Linked DNA regions of Homo sapiens: region 1 is linked to region 2. The links are chromatin loops, found by intact Hi-C in ENCODE. Cell type or tissue: mammary epithelial cell. All regions are shown on one strand. Each heading gives the region's core, and the rest is flanking DNA. Links, peaks and the distances in the headings are about the cores only.

Evidence for each region. Hi-C counts contacts between places; a loop is a spot of excess contacts. Peaks named below come from ENCODE experiments on the same cell type or tissue, not always from the same donor. Only the 100,000 strongest peaks of a DNase experiment are listed, where the experiment ranks them.
Region 1: a loop joins it to region 2, with 10 times the contacts of the local background. A loop is called at or near these places in 4 of 110 quality-filtered maps.

The regions. Positions count from the first base shown.
Region 1 is chr6:43,451,480-43,466,603 of GRCh38, reverse strand. It overlaps DLK2 (delta like non-canonical Notch ligand 2), which reads left to right and starts at 11,056. Exons shown (of 6, transcript NM_023932.4): 1 at 11,056-11,209; 2 at 11,724-11,854; 3 at 12,130-12,193; 4 at 13,469-13,599; 5 at 14,520-14,664. The coding sequence starts at 11,779. It also overlaps a transcript of ABCC10 not described here. RefSeq lists silencers at 4,107-4,307, 10,998-11,237, 11,338-11,387, 11,418-11,497 and enhancers at 9,558-10,399, 12,028-12,077. In mammary epithelial cell, for the core only: a CTCF peak has its summit at 11,923 (motif pointing left); a DNase peak (open chromatin) is centred at 11,913; H3K4me3 peaks cover 2,527 bases.
Region 2 is chr6:43,254,904-43,270,027 of GRCh38, reverse strand. It overlaps TTBK1 (tau tubulin kinase 1), which reads right to left. Exons shown (of 15, transcript NM_032538.3): 7 at 14,914-14,979; 8 at 14,384-14,476; 9 at 14,172-14,297; 10 at 12,062-12,216; 11 at 10,759-10,990; 12 at 10,322-10,497; 13 at 6,678-7,239. Among named protein-coding and RNA genes, the nearest start is that of TTBK1, 19 kb to the right of the region's middle. In mammary epithelial cell, for the core only: a CTCF peak has its summit at 6,377 (motif pointing left); no DNase peak of the experiment used is centred there.

The DNA.
Region 1 (15,124 bases), core at 9,924-14,923, 190 kb before region 2:
ATAAGCACCAAACATCAGGGCTGAAAACATCCTTAGAGACCATTGAGTGAACTCCCTCTGTTTTCAAGGGAAACTTAGGCCCAGAAAGAAGGGACTTGCCCCCACAGGATACTGCAAAGTTTATCCCACTCCCTTTATTCTAGTTATCTATCACTGCATAGAACAAATCACCTCAAAGCCTAGTGGCTTGAGACATTTTATTATCTGTCCAATTTCTGTGGGTCAGGGACTCAGTCAGGACTCAGCTGGGTGGTTCTGACTTTGTGTCTCATATAGCTGCAGTCAGTCGGTGGCTGGAGGTAAACCAGCAGGGGCTGGAGCAGCCCAGGTCTGTCTGGGCATCTCTGTTCATTCACATACTCTCCAGCCCTCTCCTTGTGGTAGCCTCCCCAATGGGGCTAGTTTGGGCTTCCCCACAACTTGATGACCTCAGGGCAATCAGACTGATTACTCATGTCTCCAAGACAAGTGTCCCAAGAGAATAAGGAGAAAGCTGTATCATCTTTTGTCATCTAACCTCAAAAGTCACATAATATCACTTCTACCATAGTCACAAGGCTGCCTAAAGGGAGCCTAAAGGGAGGAGTGTCAAAGTCACACATTATAAGGGAAACGTGTGAGATGGGAGGTCTTATGGTAGCCATCTTTGGAAAATACAATTTGCCACACCCTTGCATAATCACCTAGATCAATAGCATGGCCCAGGGGAAAGATGGGCCTGGGTCTGAACCCCAGCTTCATCATTCACTAGCTCTATGACTGGGGAAGTCACCTAACTCCTGGTATCTTCTCCTACCTCATATATAAAACTAGAATAATAAGGCTGGGCCCAGTGGCTCACACCTGTAATCCCAGCACTTTGGGAGGCCAAGGCGGGCAGATCACCTGAGGTCAGGAGTTCCAGCCCAGCCTGGCCAACATGGCGAAAACCTGTCTCTACTAAAAATACAAAAATTAGTCAGGCCTGCTGGCGCATACCTGTAATCCCAGCTACTCCAGAGGCTGAGGCAGGGGAATCGTTTAAATCCGGGAGGTAGAGGTTGCAGTGAGCTGAGATCATGCCACTGCACTCCAGCCTGGACAACAGAGTGAGACTCAGTCTCAAACAAACAAACAAAGAAAAACACTAGAATAATAATAATGCCTGTCTGGCAGAGTTATGGTGAAAATTAAATACAAGGGCATGGCTCTTTATTAATTAAAGTAGTATAAGGGATGGTGTGTTCACTGCTATTTATTTCTTTATTTTTGACAGAGTCTTCCTCTGTTGCCCAGGCTGGAGTGCAATGGCAGCATGATCCGGGCTAACTGCAACCTCTGCCTCCGGGTTCAAGCAATTCTTCTGCCTCAGCCTCCCGAGTAGCTGGGATAACAGGTGCGCGACACCACGCCTAGCTATTTTTTTGTATTTTTAGTAGTGACGGAATTTCGCCATGTTAGCCAGGCTGGTCTCGAACTCCTGACCTCAGGTAATCCACCCACCTCGGTCTCCCAAAGTGCTGGGATTACAGGCATGAGCCACCGTGCCCAGCCCACTGCTTTTTATTTAAAAAAGAAAAAATTGGGCCGGGCGCAGTGGCTCACGCCTGTAATCCCAGCACTTTGGGAGGCCAAGGAGGGTGGATCACGACGTCAGGAGTTCGAGACCAGCCTGGCCAACATGGTGAAACCCCCGTCTCTACTAAAAATACAAAAATTAGCTGGGCGTGGAGGCGCGTGCCTGTAATCCCTGTTACTCGGGAGGCTGAGGCAGGAGAATCGCTTGAACCCGGGAGGCGGAGGTTGCAGTGAGCCAAGATCACGCCATTGCAATCCAGCCTGGGCGACAGGGCAAGACTCTATCTCAAAAAAAAAAAAAAAAAAAAGAAAAAAAGAAAGTAGTGTAAGGGAATATCCTGGGGCAGAGGTGGGGTTATTATTTAATATATAGGATGATCAGTGAGGGCTTGTTTACTAACATGAGATTTGAGCAGAGAGCTGAATGAACTCAGGGAGTGAGCTATGAAAATATCTGGGTTATAGCATTCCAGGCAGAGAACAGCTAGTGCAAAGATCCTGAGGCAGGGAACATGCTTATATGTTCAAGGATCAACTCAGGGCCGGGCACGGTGGCTCACTCCTGTAATCCCAGCACTTTGGGAGGCTGATAACAGGCGGATCACGAGGTCAGGAAATCGAGACCATCCTGGCTAACATAGTGAAAGCCCGTCTCTACTAAAAATACAAAAAAAAAAAAAAAATTAGCCAGGCGTGGTGGCGGGTGCCTGTAGTCCCAGCTACTCAGAAGGCTAAGGCAGGAGAATGGCATGAAGTCGGGAGGCGGAGCTTGCAGTGAGCCGAGATCGCACCACTGCTCTCCAGCCTGGGTGACAGAACAAGACTCCATTTCAAAAAAAAAAAAAAAAAGGATCAACTCAGAGGCCAGTTTGGATGGGACAGAGTGAGGTAGGAGTGTGCAGGGAATAAGATCAGATGGGAAAAAAAAAAAGATCAGATGGGAGCCACTGGAGGGTTTGGAACAAAGATATGAAAAAATCTAACTTCCATTTTTTAAATAAAATTTTAATTTTTGAATAATTTTAGATTTATAGAAAAGTTCCAAAGATTGTATAGAGATTTCCCAAATATGACTCACCCAATTTCCCTTAGTGTTAACATTATACCTTATCATGGTACATTTGTCAAAACTAAGAAGCCAACGTTAGTACCCTGGTATAAGCTAAATTCTAGACTTTATTCAGACTTTGCCAGTTTTACCACTATTGATGTTTTTCTGTTTCAGAATCCAGTTTGGGATAATACATCACACTTAGCTGGCTTCCATTTTCTTTCCATCAGGATCACCCTGGCTGCTGCATAATAGAAGACCAATTAAGAAGCAATTGCGGCCCAACACTTTGGGAGGCTGAGGTGGGTGGATCACCTGAGGTCAGGAGTTCGAGACCACCCTGACCAACATGGAGAAACTCCATCTCTACTAAAAATCCAAAATTAACCAGGCATGGTGGCGCATGCCTGTAATCCCAGCTACTCGGGAGGCTAAGGCAGGAGAATTCCTTGAACCCGGGAGGCAGAGGTTGCAGTGAGACCAGATGGCACCATTGCACTCCAGCCTGGGCAACAAGAGCAAAACTCCGTCTCAAAAACAACAGCAACAAAAACAAAACCAAAGAGGCCATTGCAGTAGTCCAGGCAAAAGATAATGGGGGCTTGAACTAGGGTGTTAGAGGTCACATTGTGAAAAGTGGTCAGATTCTGGATGAATTTGAAGGCAGAGGCAATGGAATTTGCAGGATGTGGATTATAGGAGAAAGAGGAGAATCAAGCATGACCCCAAGATTGGGGGCTAAACAACTAGACAGATGGACTAGCCATGGACTGGAATGGGTACAGCTGACAAAGGAAAACTATTTGGGCTGGAGATCAGGAGTTTGCAGCAGTCAGACACACAAGTCTGGTACTACCAAATTTATTTTTAAATTAATTAATTAATTTATTTATTTTCATAAGGACAGGGTCTTGTTATGTTGCTCAGGCCTGAGCAACAAAACTGAAGTCTCAAACTTCTGGGCTCAAGCGATCCTCCCACCTCAGCCTCCCAAAGTGCTGGGCTTACCAGGCATGAGCCACCATGCCCAGCCAGACACACGAGTCTGGATTTCAGGGATAAAGCTTGACTGGAAACATAAATTTGGGAGTCGTTAAGTTATAGCCATTCCAAGCAGTTAGGCTGGATGAGATCATGAAAGGAGGGAGTGAAGATAGAAAAGACAAGAGGTCTGAGGATGGAGCCCTGGGGCTGAGGAACATGTTGGGAAGATGAGGAGGATGCAAAAGAGACCGAGAAGGGGTGGCCATTGCAGTAGGTGAAGAAGCTAGTGAGTGATCCCAGAAACCCAGTAAACTGTGGCAAATGCAGTTAACAGAGCCAGTGAGGTGAGGACTGAGAATTAATCATTGGATTTGGCAGTGGTGAGGGCATTGGTGAACTTTACAAGAGTGATTCTGGAATGGTGGGGTGAGAGTGGGTTCAAGAGAGAATAAGAGGAGAGGAGGTGAAGAGAGCAAGGATAGACTAATATTTTTGAAGAGTTTTCAGTAAAGAAGAGCAGACAAATGTAGGGGGTTGAGGGAGGTGATTTACTTATTTATTTAAGATCTGAGAGAGGTTGATGACAATGCTCTCGTAGAGGCAAGCAAACTGATGATGCAGAAGAGAAGGAGAGAAATCAGAGAGACCTGATGAGAGAGGATGTGAACTAGTGCCCAGGTGAAGGAGTTCACTTAGGTAAGAGCACAGGCAGTTCACGTACAGTAACAAGAGGGATGTCAGAATATATGGAGACAGATGCAGGTAGATGGAGGGGGCGTGTGGAAATTCTTTCAGATTGCTTCTATTTTCTCCATGAAGTTGAGAGCAAGACCATCAACAGAGTGAGCAGAGAGGAGGAGGGGGTGGAGGTTGGAGGAGAGAGGAGAATAAAATAATTGTTGGGGTGGGTGGAGGAGTGTACAGAGCTAAGGAAATCCGAGAGTATTGGTGATCAACACAAACAGCATTTGAAGGTCATGAATTTAAGTGAGACCAGCTAGTTGGGAGGTATGTTTCTTCAGCTGTTTGGGTGAAGGCTGAAGAAGTCACAGCGGCTGGGCGCAGTGGCTCATGCCTGTAATCCTAGCACTATAGGAGGCTGAGGCAGGTGGATCACAAGGTCAGGAGACTGAGACCATCCTGGCCAACACAGTGAAACCCCGTCTCTACTAAAAATACAAAAAAAAATTAGCCGGGTGTGGTGGTAGGTGCCTGTAATCCCAGCTACTCAGGAGGCTGAGGCAAGAGGATTGCTTGAATCCGGGATGTGGAGGTTTCAGTGAGCCGAGATCGCACCACTGCACTCCAGCCTGGGCGACAGAGCAAGACTGCGTATCAGAAAAAAAAAAAAGAAGTCACAGCAGTGGAGTTTTGCCACATGAATATGATGGAGGGAGAGGGGGCCAGGGAGTTAAGCATGTATGCAAGTGACTAATTATAATGATGAGGCATGGAATCAAAGCTGAGGAAGCGGAAGGGTGGATGTGATGGGGATAGGGGATGGTGAAAAGGAGATAGAATCAACAAATAAAAGACAAGGCCGGGCCCAGGCGCGGTGGCTCACGCCTGAAATCCCAGCACTTTGGGAGGCTGAGGCGGGTGGATCACCTGAGGTCAGGAGTTCGAGACCAGCCTGGCCAACATGGTAAAACCCCATCCCTACTAAAAATACAAAAAATTAGCTGGACGTGGTGTCACGTGTCTATAATCCCAACTACTCAGGAGGCTGAGGCTGAGGCAGTAGAATCACTTGAACCCGGGAGATGGAGGTTGCAGTGAGCTGAGATCGTGCCATTGCACTCTGGCCTGGGGGACAGAGTGAGGCTCTGTCTCAAAAAAAAAAAAAAAAAGAAAAAGAAAAAGAAAGACAAGGCTGACAGGCTGACTTATTCACAGTAGGCACAGTGCCTAAGTTCTATAATACTTTTAAGGGCCCACAAAATGTTTTCGTTTTGAATTTATTTTAAAATCAGAAGAAAAAATGAATACAATAAAAATAAGTATATAATAATGAATTCAGGCCAGGCACAGTGGCTCACGCCTGTAATCCCAGCACTTTGGGAAGCCAAGGCAGGCAGATCACCTGAGGTCGGGAGTTCGAGACCAGCCTCACCAAAATGGAGAAAACCTGTCTCTACTAAAAATACAAAATTAGCTGGGTATGGTGGCACTTGCCTGCAATCCCAGCTACTTGGGAGGCTGAGGCAGGAGAATCGCTTGAACCTGGGAGGTGGAGGTTGCGGTGAGCCAAGATCGTGCCGTTGCACTCCAGCCTGGGCAACAACAGCAAAACTCCATCTCAAAAAAAAAAAAAAATGAATTCAGCCTGGATTATAGTAGTCCTTATACTGATGTAGTTATGTAATATAATTTTTAATATTCTTTTATGGAGGAAGGGACCCACTAAGGTGAAATGGCTAAGGCCCATGAAAGCCATGATGTGGCTTTTATGAGAGATCGCAGTGGGTTAGCAGAATTGTTTGAGCCAAGGTGCTAGAGGTCATGGTCTGGAAAGATAGGAGTTGGTAATAGGAAAGTGTGATACTTAAAATAGAGATGATGGAGTGTGTGAAGCTATTGGTAGCAACAAGGTTTAGGGTGGGATCATCTTTCTCACTGGAGAGGAAGAAATCAAGGAAATGAGAAGCTGGTTTTATCAGATATCTATTGCTATATTAACAAACCATTCCAAAATTTAGTGGCTTAAAACAACCACCATTTATCTGCTTATAGCTTGGCAATATGGGCTGGGCTCTGCTGAGCAGTTCTTCTGTTTGTCTTGCCTAGGTTCACTCATGTGGCTGCAGTCATCTGGAAGCTTAACTGGGGCCAGGTAATCCAATATGACTGCACGTCTAGTGGTTGTTGGCCAGGGTACCTCAGCTCTCCTCCACGGGGCGTTTCATCTTCCAGTAGGCTAGATGGACTTCTTGACATGATGTTGGAAGCATTCTAAGAGGCAAAGCGGCAAGCTGCAAGTCTCTTGAGACCTAGACCCTAGGAACTCACACAACATCATTTCTACCCCATTCTATCAGCTAAAGCAAGTCATAAGGCCAGCCCAGATTCAAGCAAGAGGTTGAGAAATATACTCCACCTCTTGCTGGGAAAAGCAGCAAAATAATTGCAAAGCGTCTTGTAGAACAGGAGGAAGAAAAGTGGCCATCTTTGCAATCTATCACACTTGTTGGAAGAACTGTCTATGTCATATTGAATCATCAAGAATCACCAATAATTTGACAGAAGTGAGAGTGAAGAGACTGACAAGCCAGGTGCTAAAATCTTCAAAGCACAAGGGGGCACTAAGTGATACCTCTAATGGCATCAACTACCTTTATTATTTCATGAGTGAATCTCAGTACATTTTATCAGTTAAAAAGAATTTATTTTTCATGACTTCTTTGACTCAGTCACTCATCAATTCAGACTTGATCATAAGGAAGGAGCCTAAAACATGGGGAAAAAACCTACCTTCATAAAAATGTGTGGCACTAATAAATATTATCTGGGAGCTGTATCCTCAGTGGCTCTGGTATCTAATGGTAATATATGACTACTCAATATTTGTTGAATGAATTTATAATGACAAAAAAAGTAAACAACCTAAGCAGCCAATAACTAGGGCTAAGTAAAGTAAATATAGTATATCTATTTAATGGAATATCACATAGCCATAAAAAATGCTTTTGAGAACTATCAATATATGACATGGAGTAAAAAAAAGCAGGATACAATACTGTAGGTACATTATGATTATACCTCTGTAAAAATATCTGAATGGAAAAAAGGAATCAAAACAACAATAATTGTGGTTTTCTCAAGCTAGTAGGATTGTGGGTGGTTTTTTTCCTTTCCTTTTCTTTGAGATGGAGTCTTGCTCTTGTTGCCCAGGCTAGAGTGCAGTGGCATGATCTAGGCTCACCGCAACCTCTGCCTCCCAGGTGCAAGCGATTCTCCTGCCTCAGCCTCTCAAGTAGCTGGGATTAAAGGCAGGTGCCACCACGCCCGGCTAATTTTGTATTTTTAGTAGAGACAGGTTTTCTCCATGGTGGTGAGGCTGGTCTCGAACTCCTGACCTCAGGTGATCTGCCTGCCTTGGCCTCCCAAAGTGCTGGATTTACAGGCGTGAGCCACCGCGCCCAGCCAGTTTGCTTTCTTTTTTTTTTTTTTTTTGAGACGGAGTCTCGCTCTGTCACCCAGGCTGGAGTGCAGTGGTGCTATCTCGGCTCACTGCAAGCTCCGCCCCCTGGGTTCATGCCATTCTCCTGCCTCAGCCTCCCGAGTAGCTGGGACTACAGGCGCCTGCCACCACACCCAGCTAATTTTTTGTATTTTTAGTAGAGACGGGGCTTCACCGTGTTAGCCAGGATGGTCTCGATCTCCTGACCTCATGATCCTCTCACCTCAGCCTCCCAAAGTGTTGGGATTACAGGCGTGAGCCACCGCACCTGGCCTTTTTCTTTTTACTTTATTCTAAAAAAATGTTAGGCTGGGCACGGTGACTCATGCCTGTAACCCTAGCACTTTGGGAGGCCAAGGCCGGTGGACCACTTGGGGTCACTTCGAGACTAGCCGGGCCAACATGGCGAAACCCCGTCTCTACTGAAAATGCAAAAATTAACTGGGCAGGCCGAGGGCAGTGGCTCACGCCTGTGATCCCAGCACTTTGGGAGGCCAAGCGGGCAGATGACCTGAGGTCAGGAGTTGTAAACCAGCCTGGCCAACATGGCGAAACCCTGTCTCCACTACAAATACAAAAATTAGCCTGGCTTGGTGGGGGCGCGCCTGTAATCCCAGCTACTCGGGAGGCTGAGGCAGAAGAATTGCTTGAACCCGGGAGGCGGAGGTTGCAGTGAGCCAAGATGGAGCCATTGCACTTCAGCCTGGGTGACAGAGCGAGACCCTGTCTCAAAAAAAAAAAAAAAAAAAAAGAGTTAATTAAACAAACAGAATTTTAAAAAAATTTATTGAATACCTACTATGCCAGGCATTGTTTTAGACACTGGGGATGCTGTGATGAGCAAGAAAACATCCCAGACCTCTGGAGTTTGCTTTGTAGTGGGGAGATGGTCAATAAACAATAAATATTTAATATAATGTCAGATAATGATATCTGACAGAGAAAAGCACTGAAAGTCTCGAGAAAAAAAAATTAGCTGGGCGTGGTGGCGCTGTGCCTGCAATTCCAGCTATACTGGAGGCTGAGACGAGGTTGTACTGAGCTGAGGTTGCACTACTGCACTCCAGCCTGGGCGACAGAGTGATAATCTCAAGGAAAAACAAACAAACAACAACAAAAAACAAGTTATAGATGTTCATTGTTTAAAAAAAAAAAAAAAGGGGCGGGCGCGGTGGCTCACGCCTGTAATCCCAGCACTTTGGGAGGTCGAGGCGGGCGGATCACGAGGTCAGGAAATCAAGACCATCCTGGCTACCATGGTGAAACCCCGTCTTTACTAAAAATACAAAAAAAAATTAGCCGGGCGGGGTGGTGGGCGCCTGTAGTCCCAGCTACTTGGGACGTTGAGGCAGGAGAATGGCGTGAACCTGGGAGGCGGAGCTTGCAGAGAGCCGAGATAGCGCCACTGCACTCCAGCTTGGGCCACAAAGCGAGACTCCGTCTCAAAAAAAAAAAAAAAAAAAAAAAAAAAAGTGTTAATGCTGAAAAGTATTAATAAGAAAAAAAAAAAAACCTCTATAATTCGATCATCCAGAGAAAAGCACTGCCAATGTCAAAGTACGTTCTTCTTTGTTTCCGGCTTCCCCCCACCGCACTTTACATATTCTTAGCTTTTTTGGACATCTTTAGACGTCAAAAAAAAAAAAAAGTATTTTTAACAGTCACATAGTGTTGATGTGCCATAATTTATTTGCCTACAGTAATTTTTGAATTATAGGTTGTTTGCAATTTTTCACCAAAAAAAAAAATGTGTTTAAACAAAATGAATGGTACAGCCATGTCATTACTCAAATTCAGAGAGCTCTTCAGGGAAGAGGCGATCACAGCTGAGAGGAGGCCAGCTAGGGAGCTGAGTGGGTGTAAGTGTTATATCCAATGGAGACTGCAGGAAAAATGAGCCCTGGGGCTCTGTGCCTGTGGAGGTGGCTGTGTGAAGGTGGGAAGCTGCTCTGCCCCGACTAGCGACTGCTCCTTCCGATGTTTTGAATTTAAAGATGGTGAAATCTCAATCTGAAGGACTAGAGATGGGCGCTAGCGTTCCTGACCTCTGCCCTGTTGTCCTGCACAAACTAGAAATTATGTTCTGGGTCCTTGTCTTTTTTTGGGGGGGGGCGGGGGTCGGAGTTTTGCTCTGTCCCCCAAGCTGGAGTGCAGTGGCGCGATCTTGGCTAACTGCAACGTCTGCCTCCCGGGTTTTCAAGCGATTTTCCTGCCTCAGCCTTCCGAGTAGCTGGGATTACAGGCGCGCACCACCACGCCTGGCTAATTTCTGTATTTTTAATAGAGACGGGTTTCACCATGTTGGCCAGGCTGGTCTCGAACTCCTGACCTCAGGTGATCCGCCCGCCTCAGCCTCCCAAAGTGCTGGAATTATAGGCGTGAGCCCACCGAGCTTGGCTGGGTCCTTGTCTTGAAATGTGTCTCTGAGCCATTAGCCAGAAGGGGGCAAAGAGGCCTGGAGGGCAGCTTTCCCCCACTCCCCCTCCGTTACTCTCTGAATCTGAGCTCCAGGTTTGGGCAGTTGAGGTTTAGCCTGAGGCCAAGGACGAACGTGATGGGGTACAGGAGAAGACTTGGCGGTGGAGGGGGTTTTGTGTGCACATTTACAGAGTCAGGGGCATTCCCAGTCCAGAAAGGATTCTCAGAGGCAGTCACAAAAAGGAATGGGGTGGAAGGGCTGAGACTTGAGGGAGGGAAGGGTGGTGGGGGTAGGGCCGGGGTGTGGTTGGGTGGATCGGGTTGATATTTATATAGGGATAGGTTGATCTTGGAAGGCTGGAGACGGCAACGTGGACAGGAAGAAGCGGAGGGCGAGGAGGAGCAGAGGAGCACACAGATGAAGCAGGTGATGAAGGCTTTACAAGCGGGGAGGCGTGGGCTGGTGACAGGCGGAGGGCGGGGAGCGATTGCCTGCGTGTGCATAGATCTATATGAGAAGCGTGATGAGCGGCGGACAAGCGAAGGCAGGGCTGGGGCGTGGGCCGCGGAGCGCTGGTCGGGAAAGTGGGCATGGGAGATGAGAGAATAACGGGGTTGCGCTCCTTTGGCTTAATAGTTTGCTCCCATTGAGACTCCTAAGATTTCCTCCTCTCTTGGAAGGAAGCTGGGTTCGGGGCGTTGGGTAGCCGCGGAGGGCCGGGGCCCCGGGGCGCGCCGGGTGCTAGGTGTGCGCCGTGCGTCGCGGGGGGGGGGATGGGGGTGGGGGCGGGCTCCGCCCCTGGCAGGGGGCCTGAGCGCGCGCGAGGAGCAGCCGCTGCCGCCGCTCGGGGTCGCCTGGAGCCCCAGATTCCCGAGCGCTCGGCTCGCATGGCAGCCGCTTCGGCGCCCGGCCCCGCGGCCAGCTAGGGGCGGCCCCGCGCTCCCTCACGGCCCCTCGGCGGCGCCCGTCGGATCCGGCCTCTCTCTGCGCCCCGGGGCGCGCCACCTCCCCGCCGGAGGTGAGGACTGCGGGGACAGGGCGCGGTGGGGATTCCAGGCCCCGCGCCGCCGCCGAACCCAGCGCGGCGGAGATAGAAAGGGGACGTGGGAGAGAGTGGTGGTGGCGGGGGGGGGGGCTGTCGGAGCTGTGGGGCGGAGACTGCTCGCTGCCGGGAACCGTCCTTCCCTCCGGCCCCCGCGTCCCCTCCGTGCTCGAGGCCGCCTCTCGGCGCTGTCCCCATCCCGCGGACCCCTCCGTCCTGACTACGATCCCAACCCCAGCCATTCCCGCGCCTGGCCTCGCTCCGCGATGCCCATCTTTCCCCTCCTTGCAGACCCCGCTCCCGGGTTCCTGTCTTCGCTCTCCTCGCTCTCTTCGCCTGCTCAACCCTTCCCTGCCCCCATCCTCCCGCTACCCCCATCCCCTTCTTCTGTCCCGGCGCCCCTCTCCCTCGTCGGCTCCTGTCACTTGGAACCCGTATCCGTGCCGCTATCTCCGCGTCCGGCCGCCTCCCAACCGGTGCCGTCCCACAGGTGTCCACGCGTCCGGCCGTCCATCCGTCCGTCCCTCCTGGGGCCGGCGCTGACCATGCCCAGCGGCTGCCGCTGCCTGCATCTCGTGTGCCTGTTGTGCATTCTGGGGGCTCCCGGTCAGCCTGTCCGAGGTGAGCGCGCCCGCTGGGCTCCAGTCGCGGCCCTGTCCAGCCGTCCTCGCTTGCACGTTGACCTCTGCCGGCCGGAGGCGGCACTGCAGTCGCTCCGACCCGCGGGGCAAGCAAGACCGAGGTTGCCTTTTTGGAATGGGATGAGTTTCTGTGTTATGTCCTGCCCTAGGGTTGAGTCCGCTCAGTTACTGGAACCCCAATCCTCTCCTGAGTCCCGCATCCCAGCGAGCTGTGCCCTGACTCAGACTCACCCCTCCCACATCAATCTCTTGCAGCCGATGACTGCAGCTCCCACTGTGACCTGGCCCACGGCTGCTGTGCACCTGACGGCTCCTGCAGGTACCTGTCCTGAGCACGTGCCCCCAAACCCTTTGGTACCCATTTCTAAGCCCTTCACGTGCACAACAGTGTCTAGGGGCTTCAGACTCTACTCTTCATGCCTCATCACTCCTATGGCTGACTGGCCAGTCCCCCTTTCCCCTTTACCTCACCTCTCTTGCTTCTTCTAGTTTTTATCTCCCCACTTCTTTAATCTCCCAAGTCTGATCCAGGGATTGTCTGAACTCCTGACAGGGAGAGAGACCTAAAGCTTGAGAGAGCTTGGGGATTGGGTGCCATGAGGAAATGGAAAGATAAAGGAAAAAGGGAAAGAGAAATGGTTTAGCCTGGAAAAGAAATGCTGCAGGGAGAGTTGCTGGGGAGAAACACTTACAATGAAAGAGGATCTTTCTTGATGAGTTTGAGTAGTTGACTCACTGGGAGATTGGGCAAATTCTGTAGCAGGAGGAAAGTGGACATAAGGAAATGAGTTGATGAGGCAGGTAGTTCAATTGGCTGGGGGTCTTTGAGACTCTTCACCCCTGGAGGGCTTTTAAAATATGGGTCAAGTGTTTGCCCTGGAATCATGGTGGGAGGATAGTCCTGATGACCTTTTTTGTTTTTATTTTTATTTTTTGTTTTTGAGACAGAGTCTCGCTTTGTTGCCAAGGCTGGAGTGCAGTGGCGCGATCTCAGCTCACTGCAGCCTCTGCCTCTTGTGTTCAAGTTCCCCTGCCTCAGCCTCCTCAATAATGGATTACAGATGCACACCACCATGCCCGGGTAATTTTTTGTATTTTTTGTAGAGACGGGGTTTCACCCAGTTGGCCAGGCTGGTCTTGAACTCCTGACCTCAAGTGATCCACCTGCCTCGACCTCCCAAAGTGCTGGGATTACAGGCGTGAGCAACCACGCCCCGGCCCTGATGGCCTTTCAAGGTCATTCTTCTTTAAATGTTTGTGAGCACCTCAGACATGCCAGGAGGGGTACTGGAGGCATTTACAGACATCTTATTTCTTCCTCTACTCAACCCTGCAAGGTGTATCCCCAATTTACAGGTGAGAAAACTGAGGCTCAGGTTAAAGTACAGAACCAGGGTTTGAGTGCTGGTGTCTGATGGTCTGATTCCGTATATGTGTCCTATGACCCTGCACAGTCCTACACCTACCTGGGACAGGTCTGCTTTCCCTTAGGGGCTGTCATATGTCCTCTTGGTTTCTAGAAGCTCTGGTTCTGTCTCCTCCATTTCTTCACATCCATGACCCAGAGCCCTGACCCTGTGCTTCTCCCCGTCAGGTGTGACCCGGGCTGGGAGGGGCTGCACTGTGAGCGCTGTGTGAGGATGCCTGGCTGCCAGCACGGTACCTGCCACCAGCCATGGCAGTGCATCTGCCACAGTGGCTGGGCAGGCAAGTTCTGTGACAAAGGTAGGGGGGAGGAAGGGTAGCTTTTGGTTGGGAACCCCATGTTCTTAGGGGAACAGCCATCAGTATTTATTGAGTGCCTATTTTGTCCTTGTCAAACCCTCAAATACATGGTATTTTATCATTTTTTTAAATCTTAGACTTTTTATATGTTGTCTGAATTGATCCTCAACATAACCCCATGGGGCAGGAAACACAGCTGCTAAAAATTGTACTCATTTTACAGATGAGGAAACTAAGGCCCACAGAAGAGCTATAACCTGCTCAAAGTCAGGTTTTTTTGTTTGTTTTGTTTTGAGATGGAGTCTCACTCTGTCACCCAGGCTGGAGTGCAGTGGTGCGATCTCGGCTCACTGTAACCTCCGCCTCCTGGGTTCAAGTGATTCTCGTGCCTCAGCCTCCCCAGTAGCTGGAATTACAGGCACCCGCCACTTCAGCTAATTTTTGTATTTTTAGTAGAGATAGGGTTTCACCATGTTGGCCAGGCTGGTCTCGAACTCCTGACCTCAAGTGATCCACCCGCCTTGGCCTCCCAAAGTGCTGGAATTATAGGCATGAGCCACTGTACCGGCCTAATGTTTGTATTTTTAGTAGAGATGGGGTTTTGCCATGTTGGCCAGGCTGGTCTTGAACTCCTGACCTCAAGTCATCTGCCCACCTTGGTCTTCCAAAGTGCTGGGATTACAGGCATGAGCCACAGTACCCAGCCCAAGGTCAGTTTGAGACAGACTGAGAGCCAGGGCCAGGAGCCTCCTGACTCCAAATTCAGTGTTGTTGTCTCTCCCTAGCATACCACGCCAGCCTGGGCTGGGTTTGTAGTATAGCCACACCTACAGAACCTGGGGCCTGGAAGGCGTGGACAAGTCTGGTCTGGGGACCAGATGGGAGGGGTTATCCCAGAGCCTTTCCTGTCCCCTCTCCAGATGAACATATCTGTACCACGCAGTCCCCCTGCCAGAATGGAGGCCAGTGCATGTATGACGGGGGCGGTGAGTACCATTGTGTGTGCTTACCAGGCTTCCATGGGCGTGACTGCGAGCGCAAGGCTGGACCCTGTGAACAGGCAGGGTGAGTGCTGGGCCCTCAGGGTGAGTGGAAGGTTAGACCAGAACCTGGTGATGGGATGAGAAAAGAGGCAGGACTGTTGGGAGGGTGGGGGACTGAGAGTCAGACCCACACGGGGACACTCAGATAAAACCCCTGCATGCCAAAGTGTTCCTAGTTCAGGGTTTCTCAACTTTTTTTTTTGTACCTTCTGAGCCATTTCTTCAACAATCTATAGGAGCTAGAGGGGTAACAAACGTGTGACTGTTCTGGTTGGGGAGGGTGGGTGTGGGGAGACTGAAGGGCCTGGGTCTCTCCTCATCCTCTCCTGAACGCTGGCTTGCACCCTTCTGTGTCACAGTAGGGATGAGGAAACAGCCTGCAGGGCTGGACTTGTCCTCATTTCTGCATCAGGCCCAGGAGCCTGTGAGGATAATAATAGCACACTTACCCTGAGCCCTGCCTTCTGGCTGGGCCCTGTGCT
Region 2 (15,124 bases), core at 4,423-9,422:
CTGGGAAGGAACCATGGTCCTCTGCCTGCTCCCCACCCCCCCCCACCTGCCCCCTCCAGGAGGGGGGGGGCCCAGCCTAGGTCTTGTGGGTGAACCGGGCCCACACCTGCTGCAGCTGGGACCGCGAGATGCGGAGCACCGAGGGCATGAGTCTGTGGTTGCCAGCAGCGAGGGGCGCGTGGCGCCGGTGGGGCGCCCGCACAGGGCTGCTCTCAGCCGAGCGGCTGCGCTGAATGAGGGAACCGGAGGAGCCCGAGGAGCCGCCGCCGCCGGGGTGAGGGTAATGCTCCGTCTCCAGCGTGGAGGAGGAGAACACGGAGGACGCCAGTCGTCGCAGGGGGCTGTACCGCGGGAGGGAGTGCCCCGAGAGTCTGTCCTCCTCCAACTGAAAGAGACCAAGAAAGTGGAGGGAAAAGAGGTGTCAGGCACAGACTCGACAGCTCCGTCTCCGGGGCCACCCACCGCTCACAGCCCCTGCGGCGCCGGCGTCCCGGGCAAGTGGGCGGGGTCAGGCAGGGTGGAGGAGGGTGCAAACCACCCGCCCCAAGGTCCTGCCTCAGAATCTAGGCTCTGGCCTCCAACGCCCTTCCCCCTCCTCCTTCTCTCTGGAACTTCTCACACTATGGTCTCTGCAAGGAGACCATGGTCACTCACCTCCTCCGAGAAGCCTTCCTGGCTTAGTCCTACCTAGCTCAGGGTTGTTCTGGACTGGGGAACCCTTTCTCTCAGGAACGTGGCTGTGTGCTCTGAGAGAGTTCCTTGCCATGTGTTGACAGCTGTGTGTGGCATGTCTCCCCAGCTAGATTCCGTGCTACTCATTAGGGCTCAGAAACTTTCCCTGTACACCCTCCGCCTTGGCACCCCCGCCCCATCACAGGGAGGTGTTGGGATCGGGGTGACCATGCGGCATAAGGTGGTACTCTAGAGCCCAATTACTCGTGTTTGAATCCCAACTCCACCACTTAAAATCTGAGTGACCTTGAGCAAGTTACTGCACCTCTCTGAGCCTCAGCTTCCTCCTCTGTAAAATGGGGGTCATAATGGTGCCCACCTCAAAGGGTGGTCGTGAGGATTCGATGTTATAAGATGTGCAGTACTTGGAACAGCACCCGCCATGGAGTAAATGCTGTGCTCTTCACTGAGCTATTTTAGTATCTAATTTTAAATCACTCTTCCAAATGAGGGAAGGGATGGACTCGTAGGAGGAGGGGCAAACTGAAGTCATTTCTTGAAAGTGGCTTTTTCCCTGCCCCCTCAAAGTCTGAGCCACCAGGCAGCTTGTGTACAGGGCTGGGCAGAACTGCTGCCTCATCGCCTTCTGGAAGAATCCTGCTCTGTGCCCCCATGCCCTCCGAGTGAAGTGGAAGTGTCCCAGATATGTGGGGGTAGAAATGGCGCCCAGGGTGTTACCAGACCTCTCCCAGCCTGACCCTCTCTCTTCCTGAGACAGAGGCCAGTTGAAATAGCTTTTACAGCAGCAGCAAGGACTGCCTGGGCCAGCTCCTCCAGGAAGGAGGGGGCCTGGGACACTCAGCCCCAGCATCCCTTGCTGCTGTCACATGGGGGCACAAGGGACTTGGCATGGAGCCTCCAGCAGAGTAGGGAAGAGGGAGAACATTCTAATAGGACTGGCTTTGCTCCCACCTTGCTTTCCGTTTCAGCTTCTTTTTGGCCAAGTCTAGGATCCTTCTGAGCTAGTCCCATCTGCACCAAGGGTTAGGGGTCTAAGGCCCACCCAGAGAGGCCAAGGGACAGAGGCACCACCATTGCCCAAAGCCCCCTCTCACAGCACATGTGGGTGGCTTGAGTTAACATTCCAGCCAGAGTTTGCTCAGCTGCCAGGCAGAAGGATTTTCATAGGATGGCATTGAATCCCAGAGGGCTCTTGCCCTTCAGATTGGGCACCACTTGTGGCCACCTACTTGTCTTCAACACCAGTTGAAATATCACCTCTGTGAGACCGCTCCAGCTCCCTCCCCTGCAAGCTCCCAGCTTCTAGCAGATAAGAGTGCTCTGTTATCTCCCTGATGGACCTGGATTGTTAACATCTTTCTAGACCTTTGCATCTCCACCCCACTGCTTGTGACCTTGAGCTCCAAAAGGGCAGGACTGGGCAGCTTTATTCATCTTTGTCCCCCAGCCCCTAGCACACTGTCCAGCACGTGGCAGGGAAATGCTTTGGTGGCTGCCGGGCAGTGTCTGTGTACTCAGCGCATGCTGACCTGCTGTGCTATCGGTCAGAGACAACCGGTAAAGGCAGGCAAACAGCCCTCCCCCAGATCACACACTTGCTAGCCTGCTTCACCCTTGCCCTAGCTTTTCCCGCAACTCCTAATTTGCACCTTAAATTTCCTTGAGAACAAAGCCAGGTGTGAAAAAAGAAAAAAAACAAAAACAAAAAAACCCACCATCACCAAAGAACAATAGATACTTTAAAATTGTGCCTGCTTTCACACTGTTTCCCTCCCGGTTCCCCACATGTGCAGGTGACAGAGTTGTAGGTGCTCATAGTTTAAATGATTGGTGTTATGAGGAAGTTCACACATCAGGCACTGAGAAAATTGAGGTAGGTCTAGAGAGGGCGCCTCCAAAAAGGTGGTGGGAAAGAGGGAATTCAGCAGAGACTTCCTGCCTGCCCTGAGCCGCATAATCTCCGCCTGTGGGTGGAGAGTCCCAAAAACTGTGATTCTAGGAAGCAGCCAGATTTGGGAGGTCCTGCCATAGGCCCAGGCTGGGCTCACCACTTCCTTCAGGCCAGCCCAAAGACAGAAGAAAAAAATAGGCCAGTCCATTTCTCCCTGCTCCTCTACCCTTGATGAAGGAAGATCTCTGCTTCACCCCGCTGTCCTGAAGTACTTGGCGAAACATGTTGTACCCCATATGTTCATCCAGAGACACACACAGAGGCTGCCCTGCACACTGACATGGCCACAGGCACACCTGCTGACATGGCCCAGACAGTGGGTATGCACAGAACACACACACACACACACACACACACACACACACACACACACACACACACACACGCATGCTCCAGGCTCTCTCTGATCCTGCACAAACCATCTGCTCTCTCTGGCCTGTATGTTTTCTGTTAAACTCACAGACCTCAGGCTGGGCGCGATGGCTCACGCCTGTAATCCCAGCAATTTGGGAGGCCGAGGCAGGCAGATCACCTGAGGTCAGGAGCTCAAGACCAGCCTCAACATGGAGAAACCCCGTCTCTACTAAAAATACAAAATTAGCCGGGTGTGGTGGTGGTGCATGCCTGTAATCCCAGCTTCTCGGGAGGCTGAGGCAGGAGAATTGCTTGAACCTGGGAGGTGGAGGTTGCAGTGAGCCGAGATCACGCCATTGCACTCCAGCCTGGGGAACAAGAGCAAAACTCCGTCTCAAAAAAAGAAAAAAAAAAAATTCACAGACCTCAGACGGAATGGCTCAGAGCTCAGCTCTCGGAACGAGTTGCCTGGGTTCAAGTCCCGTTGCTAACACTTACCAGCTGGTGGTCACCAGCTGAGCTAAAAACTTTGCTTCTCTGAGTCTTAGTTTTCTTACTTTTAAAATCAGGATTCCCTGTTCACAGTGTTGTTGTGAAGAATATACATGTAAACATGAAAGTGCTTAGGACAGTGCTAACTATTGTTGTCATTATTAGAATTATTACTCCAATTGTTACCATCAATAGAAATGCTTTGACATTCTAGGCATCTGTGGTTCTGTACACACTTGCAGACCTGCTGCATATTCTACACAAATGCAATAATGTGTGCACCCACATGCAGGCACATACATGTGGACACATCCATCCACCAGTGCACAGCTCGAGCTCCGCTGACACAAACGCACATGCACAGGGGCAGAGTGCTAACCAACCTCGATTCTATACACTGTGGGGAACCCGAGGCCCACAAACACCTCACCCCCAAAGACACACACAACTCATCTCTTGCTGACATAGGTAGTGCCAGTCCCTGTCACAAGCAGGACCCGAGCCCGAGACTGATTACAGAATCGGCCTGTGCTTCCCCACCCCACCAAATCTCTCTCTCCCCACCCGCTTGGCCAGAATTCCCCAAAGTGAGGATGAGTCCCAGGACACAGGTAGGAATCTGCAGGTAAGAAAAACTTTAGAGATGAACCTCGGAAGAACCTCAGCTCCCTCACCTGGAGACCCAGAAAGGGACACTGACTGGCCCTCAGTCACTGGGAAGGGAACGGCAGAGCCAGGTCCAGACCTCAGTCTCCTGACTTTAATTCTCGGCTCTCTCTTGACACTGTCTGTCACCCTCCCTAGACTCTGCACTTCCTACGGGTACAACCTATTGTGCAAGTCACCTCTGATGCCTGTGGTACATGGCACACAGTAAATACTCAGTGAGTGTGGATGAATAAACGGGAGCGGAGCAAGGACCCCAAACACATTTTGCTCCCTCTCCTGCTGCCTGGTGCTGGGTGTGGTGGGAGCAATGGCTAGTTACAACGCAATGGTGCCAGCCCACTTGACTGCCAGGTCTGCCAGGGCTGCTCCTCCAACTCAGGCCAGCTAGGGCCTCTCTGGGTGAGGACTCACGGGCCCCACTTTTTGAGCCCCCAGTTTCCAGTGTCCAGGCAAGGCCTGGATGCATACTCCCCAGGATCACAGCTCAGAGGTCCTCTCTTCTAGAAGGGACCTCTAGATAGGGATGGGGTCTGCATACACTCCTGCCCACAGCTGCTTTTCCCAGGGCACCCATGTGATCCCAGGCAAGGCCTCCCAATCTGAGCAAGTGGTAGAACTGGCCCCTGGCCCAACACCTGGGCACCTCCCAGAGCCACCTAGAGTGTACGCCCCCAATGTGGGACCACTATGTGGAACGCGGCACAGCCCCTGAGCCCCTTCCGGCATCCCCTCCATGACTCTCCCCAGCCCCTCTGTGGGTTCATGGACCCCATTTGGAGTTTTCCTCCATTTCCCAGGTCAGAGTTCAGCCTCTGTCCCACACAGCAAAGCCTGGTCAGGCCAGTGGCTCTCTGCCTATTCTGACACCCTGTCCTTGTCAGAATAACCTAAATATCATGAGACATTTTGCAATTTGGCCACCATCTGGCCCCTCCCTGCCCTTCCAGCCTTGTTCCTCAGTCCTCCCACACAAGGAGTTGCCATTGCAGCCAGACTGGGCTCTCCCAGGGCACCCAACACACCTGTCCCTGTGCTCAACTATAGTCTCTCTCGCCTTGGCTCCACTCCTCCCCACGGCCATCCACCTGGCTCTCAGAGCTCACCTCCTCCATGAAGCCCGCCCTGATCATGGGAACCACTTCCCACTCCTCCCTGCTGCCCTCCAGACCTCTCCTGCCCTGATTTCGAGGACCTTCTCCCCTGTGCTCCTCCCATGCTCCGACCTCTCCCTCTCACTCATCATGCAGAGCTCCTTCTCCTCTCATTCCCCCTAGATGTGAGCACCTCTCAGCTTCTGCCCTCACTTTTGGGTTCCACACCCTGCACAGTCCTTTTGGGTAACATCACCCATTCCCATGGTTTCCCAAACCCCGAAATCTGTATTTCCAGGCGAGATCCCTCTCCTGAGCCTCAGGTGCCTACACGTGGACATCCCTTAGATTCCATGAAGTTATTATATTTATTTTATTTTATTTTATTTTATTTTGAGTCAGAGTCTCGCTCTGTCACCCAGGCTGGAGTGCAATGGCACAGTCTTGGCTCACTGCAACCTCTGCCTCTTGGGTTCAATCAATTCTCATGCCTCAGCCTCCCAAGTAGCTGGGATTACAGGCAGGCACCACCACACCCGGCTAATTTTTTGTATTTTTAGTAAAGATGGGGTTTCACCATGTTGGCCAGGCTGGTCTTGAACTCCTGACCTCAGGTGATCTGCCCACCTTGGCCTCCCAAATTGCTGGGATTACAGGCCTGAGCCACCGCACTGGTCAGATCATTGTATTTAAATCTGAATTCTCATTCCCTTCAAAACCACTCAGGGCATCAGCCGAGACACGAGACGCCCTGGCCCCCACTCCATCACAGCCTGCTTGACCTATCCCCAACACCCTTGGCACTATCCACCTTGCCCCACATCCACAGCCCCACCTCAGCCCAAGCCACTGGGACACTCTCTTGCCACTGCCTGCCACGTGGCCTGCTTGCATCTCATTTCAGGCCATTTCAATCCATTTTCCACACAGCAGCCTAAGGATCATTCAACAGTACCAATGTAATCATATTGCACTCCTGTTTAAAAGCCTTCAGTGGCTCACCAAACCTGCAGCATCAAGTCCTGGCCCCTTAGTATAGCCCCAAGTCCCTCCGTGGCAGGGCCCAGGGCTGACCTCACAGCCTTGTCTGCTGCAGTGTGCCATCAGCTCAGTGTTCTCAGATCGCCCCCTCCCGGCCTGTGCAAAACACTGTGCCCGTGGCCTGCGAGGCCCTTCTCCTGCCTTGTCACTTGGCTTCACTGCTCATAGTGCCAGACTCAACTCAGAACTGAGAGGGCACTTCCTCTGGGAAGCCTTGCCTGCCCCTCAAACATGGTTTCAGACCCTTAAGCCTGTCTACCTCCATCACAGCCCTGTGACTGCTGGCTTACTGGTCAGTAGTGCCAGCACACATGGAGCACCCCAGGCCTACACACCAGGACTCTGGGCATCTGGAGATGGGGAGTGGGGTGCAAGCCCAACCTTACCTGTCTCTGTGGGCCTGTGGGGTCCGACTCTCTCCGTCGAGGGCGGGGTCCCGAGTGCAGGGGTGAGTGGGAAGGGCTGCCAGGCGTGGGGGGCTGTGACGTCTCGGAACGGCCATCGCCCTGGCTCAGCTGGGGTGGCAGGGGCTGGGGCGGCAAATGCTGCAGGTCCTCCTCCGCCAGCGCCTGCATGCTGCGTCCCCGGGGCCGGACGGTGGGCTCTGCCCCCAGCCGCCGCCGCTCTTCGCCCTCCTCGGGCAGTGGCCGCAGCTCCTCGGGCTCCTCATCCGTGGTGCCCGATGTGCTGGGCTCAGCCCCTGGAGGGAAGTCCTTGAGCTCCGTCTCCTTGTCGATGATGACCCACTCTTTGCTGTCGAAATCCTCCTCCTCAGCCAGCGGCACCGAGCGGAAGGCGTTGCTCAGGGCCTCCTGCTCCACAGAGGCTGACACGTCCATGCGGCCACTGGCCTGTCGGTCAGCGTGGCCTGTGTCCACTGACAGCATCTGGGCTGGCTGAGAGGAGCAGGCCTGGCGCGAGGGCGAGCCAGGCAGATCCATCCGTGACCTGCAAAGCCACCCCTCACGGGGCTCAATACCTGGCCCCACTGGACCCCCAAGGACCCCACGCCAGCGGCAGGGTGGGGCGTGACTCCCAAAACCTCCTGACCGCAGTACCCCTCCCACCCTGAGCCAGGCCAGTTACCTCTAGGTTGTCACCCTCCAACCTCACTTCCTATCAAGGCTTTGTTAGTTCGTTTGTTAGTTCGTTCGTTCATTCATTCATTCATTCATTCAACAAATGTTTTTGAATGCTTACCGTGCTCCAGGAATACAAACAAGCAGAAAATAAACTCGGGTTTCTGTGCAAGGAACGCTCTCTCCTGGGCCACCCTAGGGAAGCTAATCTTCCTCAGGCAAGCTTTGTTCTTGCCTCTCCAGTGCTCACACCCGCCAGTGGCTGCTTCCTGCTGCTTCCAGGCAAACACACCCAACTGGCCCTTGAGTTTACAGAGGGCTTTCCAGCCTCCTCTGCCATCACCCTCCAGGCCTGCCTGGCTGGTTTCATCACCCCCAAGATGGCCTTGCTAGTCCCAGCTCAACAAACTCCAGTGACTCCCCGGCCCCAACAACAAAGTCCACATTCCTTGGTTTACACTCAAGGCCTCTCACAGCCTGAATACAGCTGTCTCCCCATTTCCCTCACCAGCCCCATCTCAGATTCCACCCTTACGGCCCACCCCCAATGTAGCCTCTCCCCACAGGACCTCTCCCCACACACAGCCTGTCCTTCTACCCTTTGCTGTCTGATACAGGTTGGCTGTCACCTTGGGCAGGTAGCCTGCCTTTCCCATCCTACAAGGATTAGTGCGTTCTATCTCTCTCTCATCACAGGGTGAACCTCATGTCTGTCACATAATCTGTCTCCCCAAGAGACTGTGAGCTCTGCTGCGCAGGGCCTGGGTCCCATCTGACTTTACCCCAAGGGCATTGATCCTGCCTTGGGACATCTCTTCTGTCGTTATCTTTTTTTTTTTTTTTTTTTTTGAGACAGAATCTGTCACCCAGACTGGAATGCAGTAGCATGATCTTGGCTCACTGTAACCTCCACCCCCCAGGTTCAAGCTATTCTCCTGCCTCAGCCTCCTGAGTAGCTGCGCTTACAGGTGCACACCACCACGCCTCCCTAATTTTTGTATTTTTAGTAGAGATGGGGTTTCACCATGTTGGCCAGGCTGGTCTCAAACTCCTGACCTCAGGTGATCCACCCACCTTGGCCTCCCAAAGTGCTGGGATTACAGACGCGAGCCACTGTTCCCAGCCTCATTATATTGAACTGTGCTGTGAATCTCACATTACTTTCAGAGCTTCTCAACTTGGGGTCATGCCAGCCCCAAGAGGAGGATATTTCTGATTGTACAGTAGTGTGTGTGTGGGGAGGTGCTACACAAGAAAGAATCGCCCTCTCTCAAATGCCAGGGTACCCCACTGAGAGCCAGCACGGAGGCCTAACCTATCTGGGGTTTGTGCCACTCCCTCACATTCAGGCTGTGGGCAGGGGGCTGACTTTCATTCTCCCCCAGCATCGAGCCTGTGGTTCAATGGCTCTTCAGCTGCAGAGGCAGGGGTGCAGATCAGAACTGCCTGTGGGGCTTCCTTAAAATACCACCACCCCAGCCTACGTGGGACCTGCCCAGTCTGACTGTGCACAATATTTTCATTGACTTGTTAATAAAGACTTAAATAAAACATCCTTGAGAGAGGCCACCTAGGGTCTTATATTTATGCTCCCATGTCAATGGCTGATATCATTTCCTTTCTGAGGCACAGTTTGTTTTGATGGATGTAAAGGGGAGAAAGGGTGCCAAAGAAGGCTCAGGGCTAGTGGTGCTTGTGCGTGTGTGTGTGTGTGTTTGCATGTGTGTGTGTAATGGGAGCTCAGACGGAGGGTTGGAGACAGGAGACAGTGGGGTGGGAAATCCAAATCTCAACTGCTTTTGTACTGTCTCCTGCTCCCGAGTGCCCCAGAGCCCATCCAGACCCTCTGCTGTCTATGATATCCTGTTCAGCCCTCAACTTTCTCTACCATCCCTGCAACTGGGGTTCACTGTGAGCCAAACCAGTTTGCTTCTTGTTTTCTAAAAGCAGGCAGCCCTTCAGGACTGTCTCATTCAAGGCATTTCCCACCTCTCTTCTCCACTCATATCCCTTCCCAAACTGCCTTTCCTCATTTCTCCGTCTCCAGGGAGAGGGACTCCAGGCTACCACAGACAAAAATGGTGGTCTTCAGTCCTACGTAAGCCAACCTGTGTGAGTGTGTAAGGACTGAGGTTGCTCACAAGGAGACACACAGAGTGGATGCCAGAAAGGATACCCCTCCTATCCCCAGGACTGGGTCTTTGGAAGAGACCCCTTTTCTGGTGCAGAGAAGGCCCCAGTCCTACTGTGGAGTGAAGTCCCACTCAGAGGCCAAGGGAAGATGGAAACATCTCTCAGGGGCCTCCCCACCTGATGTTGTCCCACCCACCACCAGCACAGATGGGGACCGGGCCCTGGCCCTTGTTGTCCACCCACCATCCGAGGTCAACAGACCATTCTCCCACCCTCCCATCTTCACCTCCTAAAGGCTCACCTAGCTTCTCAATGCTCCTTTTCCCCAACTAGGTTCCCGCTGGTCCCCTCCCCTCTGTGACTTCAGATCCTTCAGCCCTAACCCCCAAAACTTGCCCTGCTCTCTCTTCCAGCAATTCCCAGGCCCCCTCCCCCAAAGCTGAAGAGAGCCTACCTCAGCTGCACTTGAAGTGTCTATAATTAGTCTCTAGGAGAAGAGATTCTGGAAGCACACACACCCACCAACCAACTCGCCCCTCACCCTTCCTGGGCCCAGGCGCCCCACCTGTCCCTCCTGCAGCCTGCACTCACCCAATTACGTTTCCTGGCATGAGCCGGGACCTCTCTGGATCCCCCACTGGTTCTCCCAGGCCCTGTCTCTGGCCCCAACTGAGTCTGACCCCAGGCCCAAGTATAACCCTCTCAGCACTTCCCAGGGTCTGCCCACCTCCGCCACACATCTAACTTTTCCTCCAGACCAGCCACGTGAAGGCGGAGAGGGCCTTGGGCCCCAACCATGCCCCTGGCCCCAGACCCACCTCCTCTCAGGTAGCTCCACTCGCCCGTCCGCCGTGGACAGCCTTTCTGACTCAGGGCTGTTCACCCTCCGGTAGCGCAGAGAACGGACTGGGGTTGTGGGGGAGTCTGGGGGGGCACGCACTGGGGAGCTGGGGACCCCCATGCCTCGGCTCTGTTCCTCCTCCACACAGGGGCTCTGCAGGAGAGGGGAGTGCCATGAGCTGGGGCTGATGAGGCGGCTGTGGGCGGATGGTCTCCTCAGGGTGAAGGAGACAGAGGATGATGATGATGGAAGACACAGCGAGGCTAGTGCGGGGAGGGACCGGGAAACAGAGGCAGGGCAAGCAGGCAGATGGCCGGGGACAGGGTGCTTAGGAGGAACAGGGCAGGGGCACAAGGCTGGGAATCGGGGGTGAGAGAAAAGGCCACCCACGCCCTTCGCCCTGGCGGCAGTTACTTTGCCGATGTTGATCCGGAGTTTGTTCCGGTTGACATCTGTCTCCTCCCAGACTTCAGCCTCAGGACCCCCGGGGTGGGGGACAAGGTGGGGACTGGGGCCCAGCCCCTCAGAGGGCCTCCCGGGCAGAATTGGGGGTGCATTCTCCTGGTCACTCAGGTGCTCTCCCTGTAGCACATCCTCGGTGTTCTCCCGGAGCAGGTCCCCAGGCACTGGCGTCACATTGACCACCCTGGAGAGGGCAGGAGGGAGCCATGGGCAAGGCTGGCAGGGGTGCCCTCTCCTTCCATGGCCCTCTCCTACCAGCACAGACCTGGAGACCACCCCCAGGAGCGGGCACAGAGGCAGTCCCGTCAGGGGTGAGAGTGTCCCTAGGCCCATCACCATTGCTGGCCCACAAAGCCTCTGAGACCAGACGACCCTCAAGTTGGCAGGGGCCACAAGGAGATGTAGCCATCTAGCTCTGTTGACTTAGTGGATCCTGCTGTCGTTCAAGGACCTGCCAGATTTCCATTGGCGTTCACTGTCTGGCTTCCTTTAGACCCAGGAATGGGTCTAAAAAGGAGAATCACTTTGGAGATCCTTTTAAATTTAGTTTTCTTTTATTATTATTTTGCAGTCTGGGAGCATAGATTGAAGTTGCCCTGAATATACACTTAAATTTTTTTTTTATTTAATCTTCTTTGATGATTAAACTTTCGAGTTCTTTAAGCAATGTCTGTATGGAACTGGGCACTGTAATGTGCTACCAACTCCTGTTAAGTCTCCTTCCTAAATGTGTCCCCTGAAGCCCCTGCCCACCTCTCTCCTTGGCTTGCTCCTGGGGCTGGGTGGAGAGCCCCTTCTAACTCCAGCTCCTCCCTCGACCACCTCTGTCTTTGTGCCTGTCACATGGTTCTGAAATTGCTGACCCATCGATTTCAAACATCCCAGACTCAGCTGAGAGTGCTTTGGGGGCAGGAGCTGTAACTTTCAGGTGTATGGCCTCAGGACATGGCTGTTAAATTCATGCATATGAATGATAAGAAACAGATAAACTGTGGGGCTCAGGTAATTTCGCTTAGGGTTCCCTGCTCCCCCAGGGACCCACTAAGGTTAAAAACTCCAAATGAGGAAGATGCCCACTCTATGCTCAGATTGAGGGTGGAGATGTGGCAGAGTTTCCCAAAGTCCCAGAACTCCACTAAGGATAGGAAAGATAGCCAAGTGTGTCCAGATAGGAAGAGAGGAGAGGAGAGGACCGCCTGCCCTCTTAGGTAACAGCTCCAGGCAGGGGCTGGTGGCTCGCCTTCCTGAGACTCACCCAAACATGGCTGCCGTCTGCCGGGTGTTCTGCTGGGGCGGGGTAGAGGTGCTCGTGGACAGGAGGGCATCGGTGCCTGCCTTCTCCCAGTCAAAGGCCTCATTCTCGGCAATGCCCCTCTCCTTCATGCTGTTCTCAAACACTGACATGATCAACTGCAGGGGGTGAGGGTGATGGGAGGACAGAGAGGTGATCCGGGGGCTAGCCAGGAGGAAGGGGCAGTTGCTGGGATCATAGGAGGAAGACAGGGACTTTCCAGGACAGGAATGGGCCTGGAGGGGGCATTGGAAGGAGAACGGCACATTGATTTTAAATGAAAACATGCACATGATATGCAAATCAACATGCAAATTATCATCTTGGATTAAGCCCCACTGACTGGACATGAACCCTCTGAGATCTGTCCCCTGGTTACCATCTTCAAACCTCCTCTGCCATTTCCACCATGTCAGCAACCCTAAACCACTGGGAGTTTCCAAACCCATGCATGGGGTGCTGCCTCTGCACAGACTGCCCCTCTGCTGGGGCGCCCCTCCCACTCATCCTCTCCTCTCTGCAGCTTCCCTTCTCTTCACCGTAAATTCTCTCCACCATACAGCTGCCCTACAGGGCACAGTGCATCAGTTTGAATTGTCCACATGCCTATCTGTCAACTCTGCATCCCTAGCAGCCAGCACAGGGCCCCAGCCTGGGGGGTGCTCGCAGCTGTGTGGCTTTGGGGATCCCATGAGGCTAAGCCAAGATCAGGGGGCGTCTCTGCCAGGCCCTGGGTTCAGGAGGTGGCAGACAGCTATAGACCCTCTGAGGTCCCCAGAACACTCCACTTCTGGCTTGGCTGTCTCCAGAGCACAGGGCAGTTTCTCTCTGCTGAGAGGACCGGCTTAATTGAGTGCATCCTGTGTGCCTCAGGCTGTCTCTACTCCTACAGTATGCAGCATCGTGCCTGGCGTGTAGTGGATCCCAGGCAGAACACTGCTGATGTTTCCCCCATTCTCTGATCAGGGTCAGTGGGTCCCATGGGGTGTGGTGATGGACGCTTGGAAAGAGCCCTGGACTCGGAGTCAGAAGATGTGCCTGAGCCCAGCCCTGCTCCTAACCACTATATTGGGCCTCAGTTCCCTCATCTATGAAATGGGCATGATCATCCCACTTGCCTCCCGCAGAGTTTTCATGTAAAGTACTTAAAAGCATTTGGCTTCATTAATTGTTTTTGTTTATTTGTTTGTTTGAGATGGAGTCTTGCTCTGTCACCCAGGCGGGAGTGCTGTGGTTTAATCTTAGCTCACTGCAACCTCCACCTCCCAAGTTCAAGCGATTCTTACACTTTAGCCTACTGAGTAGCTGGGATTACAGGTACCCACCACCACACCCGGCTAATTTTTGTATTTTTAGTAGAAACAGGGTTTCACCATGCTGGCCAGGCTGGTCTTGAACTCCTGACCTCAAGTGATCTGCCCACCTCGGCCTCCCAAAGTGCTGGGATTACAGGTGTGAGCCACCGCACCGGCCAGCTTCATTAATTGTTAAGAGCTGGGGCTGGGCACAGTGGCTCACACCTGTAATCCCGGCACCTTGGGAGGCCGAGGCAGGTGGATCAAAAGGTCAGGAGCTTGAGTTCACCTGGCCAACATGGTGAAACCCCATCTCAAATAAAAATACACAAATTAGCCGGGCATGGTGGCACGTGCCTGTAGTCCCAGCTACTCGGGAGGCTGAGGCAGAAGAATTGCTTGAACCCAGGAGGCAGAGGTTGCAGTGAACAGAGATCACGCCACTGCACTCCAGCCTGGGTGACAGAGCAAGATTATGTCTAAAAAAAAAAAAAGAGCTGGAATAATAATATAAGGAGCATTCATCATCATCAAAGGCTTGCTTGGAAGCTTAAATGAGTGAATGCATGAAAAGCACTGAGAACAGGGTAAGCTCTTGATAAATCTTGGCTGTGACTAGTTTACAAGAGCATACATGCCTTTAGTGCAGTTAGAAGACCAAGGGGAGAGGCTTGGGGACAAGGCAGGGCTGTGGAGCCTCAGCAGGAGCGAGGTCTGCTGGGGGACAGTCACTCACAGAGTGGTGTCGAGGGAGCGGGGGCAGGGTAGCAGGCTCCCACCTGGTAGTCGGGCTTGGTGAAGTAGTCGAGGCTGGCAATGTGGTCCAGGAAGAGGTGGAACTCTGACGGCATGTGCTTCAGCAGCATCCGGTGCTCATACTTCTCCTTGATCATCCCTACCTGTTCCTGGAGGCAAGAGGCCACAGGGAGATGGAGTCCCAGCTGCCCTGACACTCCTTCTGCCACCTCAGACCCAGCTGCCTGGGGCTCACCTTGTCCTTGATCTTCCTCCAGGGCAGCTGGCCCACTGCAAACTCCACCAGCATGTAGAAGAGGGACCACAGGTCGTCGTGGCGGCCCATCTCCTGGAGGTGGGGGGAGGGAGTCACCTGCAGCTCTCAGGTCCTTCCCTGGGAATGGGCGGCTGACCCTTCTCTGAGGGGCATCTGTCAGGGAGGCCTGACACCCAGGCCCCTAAGGACAGAACTGGGGTCTCCCTGAGGCCACAGCTCCATCCCCAACCCTCCAACACCCACAGAGTCCCACAGCCAAAACTACCGTGTGTGCTTCCTCACCGGACAGGGGTCTGTAGTGAGAACAGAGAGGATGGGGTTTCCGAAACAAATGAGGAAGGGGACACTGAGTCTGCCACAGAGGGGCCTTCCTCCAGCCCAGGGTCTCTGGGGTGGCAGATTGCAGCCCCTGCCCCACTCTCCTCTCCCCACCCCTCCCCAGCAGCACACTGCACCCCGACCTTGCCCCTCCCACCTCCACATCCTGCATCCCGGGCTTTGCCACTCACCCGGTTCTTGTGGGCATTGACTGAGGCATAGCGAACCGTTCCTCGAAACCCGGCCACATTCCGAGGCTGCAGAAGGGAGACCACCAAGAACGTCACCCACCATGCCCTCACCTCAGCCACCTCTCAACCCTGCCACCAAGTCTAACTCTTCACCCTGACCACCTCCCCTGGCTGGGGAGGTGGGCCTGCTCTCTGACCTTCCAGTCCTAAA